Regions from separate parts of the Homo sapiens genome. Here region 2 is linked to region 1. The links are chromatin loops, found by intact Hi-C in ENCODE. Cell type or tissue: OCI-LY7. All regions are shown on one strand. Each heading gives the region's core, and the rest is flanking DNA. Links, peaks and the distances in the headings are about the cores only.

Evidence for each region. Peaks named below come from ENCODE experiments on the same cell type or tissue, not always from the same donor. Only the 100,000 strongest peaks of a DNase experiment are listed, where the experiment ranks them.
Region 2: it touches region 1 in a loop (5-fold over the local background); 2 of 110 quality-filtered maps call a loop at or near these places.

The regions. Positions count from the first base shown.
Region 1 is chr4:85,746,828-85,749,639 of GRCh38, forward strand. The region is part of intron 3 of ARHGAP24 (Rho GTPase activating protein 24); the gene reads left to right. Among named protein-coding and RNA genes, the nearest start is that of MIR4451, 26 kb to the left of the region's middle. In OCI-LY7, for the core only: CTCF peaks have their summits at 1,249 (motif pointing left) and 1,464; a DNase peak (open chromatin) is centred at 1,244.
Region 2 is chr4:85,227,144-85,229,955 of GRCh38, forward strand. No RefSeq gene overlaps it. Among named protein-coding and RNA genes, the nearest start is that of ARHGAP24, 250 kb to the right of the region's middle. In OCI-LY7, for the core only: a CTCF peak has its summit at 1,301; no DNase peak of the experiment used is centred there.

The DNA.
Region 1 (2,812 bases), core at 74-2,573:
TATTTTTAGTAGAGACGGGGTTTCACTATGTTGGGCAGGATGGTCTCGATCTCCTGACCTCGTGATCTGCCCGCCTCAGCCTCCCAAAGTGCTGGGATTTCAGGAGTGAGCCACCGCACCCAGCCTGATTGGCCTGTTTTAATGGGAAACCATTAATACAGGACTTCAGGGATCTTATTTGTATATAACTAAACCATGGCTGGGACATCACTGCCAGTCAGTACAAATGCATATGAGAGTAGCTGCTTCTTTCTTTTAAAACCATTATAAACAGCACTAGAAACATTTTCTCCTACTTTTCAGGAAATGCCTGGAGCAACATGAGCAAAGCTAACTTTTAAAATAAGCTCTTTCATTTTTTGCTTTTTAAATCTCCTATCATCAGTTTACGTTTCACTTATGTTTTAAAATGTGATCATATTAAAATATCTTTAGAGTAGAAAGTATCTTGTATAGCTTTTGAAAAAAATCCTTTTTTGGGAGGTAATCTTGTTAGATATCTTTTGTATTTTATTTAGCAAAAAAAAGCACTAAGCACAAATAAAAACAAAATTGAACCGCCTACAATATGGCATTAAAATAGCTGAAAATTGAGGCCGGGGGCGGTGGCTCACACCTGTAATCCCAGCACTTTGGGAGGCCGAGGTGGGCGGATCACGAGGTCAGGAGATCGAGACCATCCTGGCTAACGCGGTGAAACCCCGTCTCTACTAAAAATACAAAAAATTAGCCGGGCGTAGTGGCGGGCGCCTGTAGTCCCAGCTACTCGGGAGGCTGAGGCAGGAGAATGGCGTGAACCCGGGAAGCGGAGCTTGCAGTGAGCCGAGATTGTGCCACTGCACTCCAGCCTGGGCTACAGAGCTAGACTCTGTCTAAAACAAAAACAAACAAACAAACAAACAAGCAAAAGCTGAAAATTGAATATCTGCTCTTTACATTTAGATTCTGAAATAGAATAATTTGTAATTTTTTAAAATATATTTTAAAATCATTAAGGACAGAACCTAAATCATCAGGACAGAACATTTTATAAAAATGGTGCTGTGAATAAGTAAAGAAGATTTGGAGGGGACAATGTTTTAAAATTTTGTGAGTGACTTTAAAAATAAGAGCGACAAACCAGGTATCCTTTAAAACCAATTAGACTTTTAACCTAGCAGCTTATATCTGTTCATGCCTAGATTGTTTGGCTGTGTGGAAGTAGTTTCTTAGTTGACAGATACAAAATACACAGCAATACTGCCCTCTACAGGTTCCCTGTAAGGCAGGCACTTGTCTTGCAAGTTTTTAAAAGAACCCTAACCTAGAGGAAAGACTTCAAGTGCTTTTGGCTTTGATGTCTTTAACACCAGTGAGCAACCTGGCCATCCCCTACCTCTATGCATGTTGACCACCTACTCCAAACAAATTACACAATCCTCCTTGTTTCTCCGAGCATATGGTATTAATAGCTCTTAAAAGATTTTTACTCTGAGGTCCAGTAGAAATCCGTAACTCCCTTTCTCATACATATGCCATGCTGGGGTTAAGAAAATATTCTGATAGGCCAGAAAGATAGTTAAATATACAAAATCTGGTGAATTTGTTCAAGATTGAAAGCAGTGATACTGCTTTATAGTCACATCTTTTATTTGTAGTACAGAAAGTAATTGTAGATTAAACTCAGTTGTTCCTGATAACAAAAACTTAAACTTAGAAAGAATATATGATCCAGACAAAATTAACAGCCAAGTATTTGGACGTTTAAATAAAATGGGAGTATTTTTAAATTGTGGATATATGAGAGACACAGTAAGAAACTGATATATGATGCAATATATGCAAACTTTGAAAAAAGATTTACATAAAAATAAAAATGCCAAGAGAAAGAAATATGTTTTATCTCCCAAGTATGATGCAGAAAGACAGTATTTCCTGTGCATAAGAGCAAAATTAGAATGGGTTCAAGTCTCAGTGTTGTTCTATACTGTGGAACTTTGGCAGGTACTCAAAGAAAACTTGCCACAAAGCCTCAGGATCAGCCTGAACACTTTACTTGACAGTCTCTGACACAGTGTTTCTCTCCGGCTCTTGTCCTCATGTATCCTGGCACATCTGCATCATTCCTGTTTCTTGTCAGGCTGTCTCTCCCTCAACGTGGCAGAATACGGTCACCAACAACTCTAAAGATGTTACACCTCTAGTCATACAGGCATACCGGATGGCTTTTTCTTAGCTCTTACCCCAAATTTCTGGGAACAGGACTCCAGCCCAACATGAAATTGAGCATGAAGTGCTCTATTGTGACTAATCAGCTATGGCATCAGGATAGGGACTTGCAGAAGACACACAAATCTAATATGTTGTCTTTTTCTCATTTGCCGAAGGTAGATTCTAGGAATTCCTTCAACTCTTGCTCTACAAGCAGTCTCCAGTTTACTAAGCTTTACATTCAAATAGTTGCTTCTTAGTTGTTGATTGGAATTCAGAAAACATTTCCTGTGCCAACTATGTTATTCCATATTGTTATGTCCTTAGAAGAGTCTCACTCCATTGCGAACAAACAAAAATTTTAAAAAGCTAGACTTCTATATGTCTGAAAAATTATTACCAGTTGATATAGGAGTCATAGAAACCACCCACCAAAGATTTTTCAGGACTGCTCTATTCTCAGACAATCTTGTCGGATTGTCAAACTAGGCATGCCTCTTTATTGTTTGAAAACTACAACCCCCACAGATACAGTTTTTTGTTATTGTTGTTGTTGTTTGTTTTGTTTTTTGAGATGGAGTTTCACTCTTGTTGCCCAGGCTGGAGTGCAGTGGTGCAGTCT
Region 2 (2,812 bases), core at 91-2,590, 520 kb before region 1:
TTTGAATGGATTTTTGCATCTCAATTTCACTCAGTTTTTCTCTAATTTCAATTATTTTTTTCTTCTGCTAGCTTTGTGTTGGTTTATTTTTGTTTTTCTACTTCCTTTAGGTGCTAAGTTAGATTGCTAATTTGAGACCTTTATAATTTCTTAATGAAGGTGTTTCTTTAATCTCAAGTGAGATTGGAGAAGCTTTTGTGGACTATATCATCAAATATATTTTTCAAATTGCTTTTTCTCTCTTCTCACTCAGAATGCCAATGAGTCATAGATTTAGTCTCTTAACATAATCCCATATCTCTTGGATATTTTGTTTATTTTTTAAAATTATTTTTTCTTAATTTTTGTTTGACTGAGTTGATTGAAAGACCTGGTCTTCAAGCTCTGAGATTCTTTCCTCAGCTTGGTCTATTCTACTGTTAATACTTCAGATTGTATTATGGAATTCTTATAAAGGATTTTTCAGCACTAGGAGTTTGGTTTGCTTCTTTCTCAACATGGCTATTTGATCTTTCAACTCTTGGATCGTGTTAGTGGATTCCTTGGATTTTGTTTCAACTTTTTCTTGTATCTTAATGAGCTTCTTTGTCTTTAAGATTATGAACTCTATCTGTCATTTGAGACTGGTTGAGAACCTGTATTAGTCCATTTTTATGCTGCTGATAAAAACATACCTGAGACTGGGTAATTTATAAAGAAAAAGAGGTTTAACGGACTCACAGTTACACGTGGTTTGGGATGCCCTCACAATCATGATAGAAAGCAAGAAACACATCTCACATGGTGGCAGACAAGAGAGAATAAGAACAAGGGAAAGTGTTTTCCCTCACAAAACCATCAGATCTCATGAAGCTTATTCAGTACCATGAGAACAGTATGGGGGAAACCACCCCCATGATTCAATTATCTCCCCCCAGTCTCTCCCACAACATGTGGGAATTATGGGAGCTACAATTCAAGATGAGATTTGGGTGGGGACACAGCCAAACCATATCAGAACCATTGCTGGGAGCTAGTGGTATTGCTATTGCTTGGAGAAGGGGACAGTCTCGATTTTTGAATTGCCAGAGTTCTTGTGCTGATTCTTTCTCATCTGGGAGGGTTGGTGTTCCTTTAACTGTGGTGTAAGTTAAAGGAATGTCAACTTCACTGTAGTGAAGTCAGTTGGATTTTTAAAAATCTTTTTAGAGGGTCAAGGCTCTGTGCAGGGTTTTTATTTGTAGCTGAATTCTTGCCCTTGGTTTCATAGGGGGATATATTAGCAAAATATTTTTGGCGTTGCAGTTTGGGCTGTGAGCCAATAGATGATGCTAAAGAGTAACTGCTGGAAGATAGACGTGCTTAGCCATGTGATTCCTATGTATTTCCTCATGTTTGCAGCCATACTCTATGGTGTTGGGGGAGGAGAGGTGACCCTCTCATCAGGTCTACTCCTGGGCCTCTGGGAGCCCCCTCCAATCACTGGCACTGTACTTGGTTTTCTTTTATTAGGTGTTTCAGGCTATGGGGCTTACTTTTGTAGAGGCCGTACAGGGAGACAGTTCACACAATTTCTGGACTGGCCCTGCAGAAAGAGGCATGTCCTACTCTTGTGCCAGCCCACAGAACCACATGTCTCATCCCTCTCAGTGTTCTGAGGGTGTTGGCTCCTCCCCCAATTAAATGCCAGCCACAAATTTTAGCTTGGCACTCCCAAGCTGCACAGTGTAGCCTGGGGTACTGGGAATGTCTTGTGGCTTCATCCTCTGGACACTGAGGGTTGGGTATAGGTGCAATGGAAAATCTGAAGTGTTCACAGGACAACAGAAATGTACTTGGTGGAGCAAAACACCTAGCTTGTACAGCAGTGACTGTGTTGGGCCCATAGTCTTCTGGGGTAGCCAGGCATGGGCCCTGGGAGAATCTGATAGGCAGGAGGGCCAGCAGAACAGATGTGGCCCAGTCCCAAAGGGAAGCTGGCTCTACTTTCAACTGGCCCAGCAGTCAGCTGAGGCTAGAGCTTCTCAGAGGGAGATAAGGAGTCCTGGGAAATGGGTGCCTATGGCCAAGCTCTGTTGGAGCTGCCCCACACATGAAAGCCCCAAGTTCTGTGCTGGCTGAAGCCCTGTCTCTCTCTGTCTGGGCAGGTTCACCTACCAGGTCAAATGTCCATGAGGGACCTGGAGTCTCCTGTAGCTAGGATCCCAGAGGTCCATGGTGAAAGTGGGAAATCCTACAGTCCCTTTACTCACCCCTTCCTCAAGAGCTGTTTGGGGCTGGGAACTAAACCTAGCATTTGGGTACTCTGTACAGGGGTCCCAGTTTCCTCCTTCTTCAGTCTCAGTGTCTGTATCATATCTCCATCCACTCTTGTTTTCTCTGAAGATCTGTTCAAATTATGTTGGTTTACTTGAAATTTTGGTCTTTCTCAGTAGAAGTGCCACTTCCTAGCTGCATGTAGTTAACCATCTCCATTAGATTCCCCAGGTATTTTCTAATTTCCTTTTAATTTCTTTTAGACTCAATGCTTTTTCAACAGTGTGTTGTTTTCCCAATTTCCACATTGTATTGTCCATTCTTGCATTGCTATAAAAAATACCTGAAACTGGATAACTTATAAAGAAGTTTGGGGGGACTTGCTCAGGTAAAAATTTGTAGTTATTCTTACTCCTTCTCCTTTTCTTGTCCTCCACAAATGGAAATCCCAAGTCTATGTCTTGATATCCCAGGCTGAGATCCTTTCTTTTGTAACGTACTTTAGGGAAACATTGTAGTTTAGTAAAAGAACACTAATTTTTTTGTGATCTGACTTCACTGATTACTAGCTCTCAAT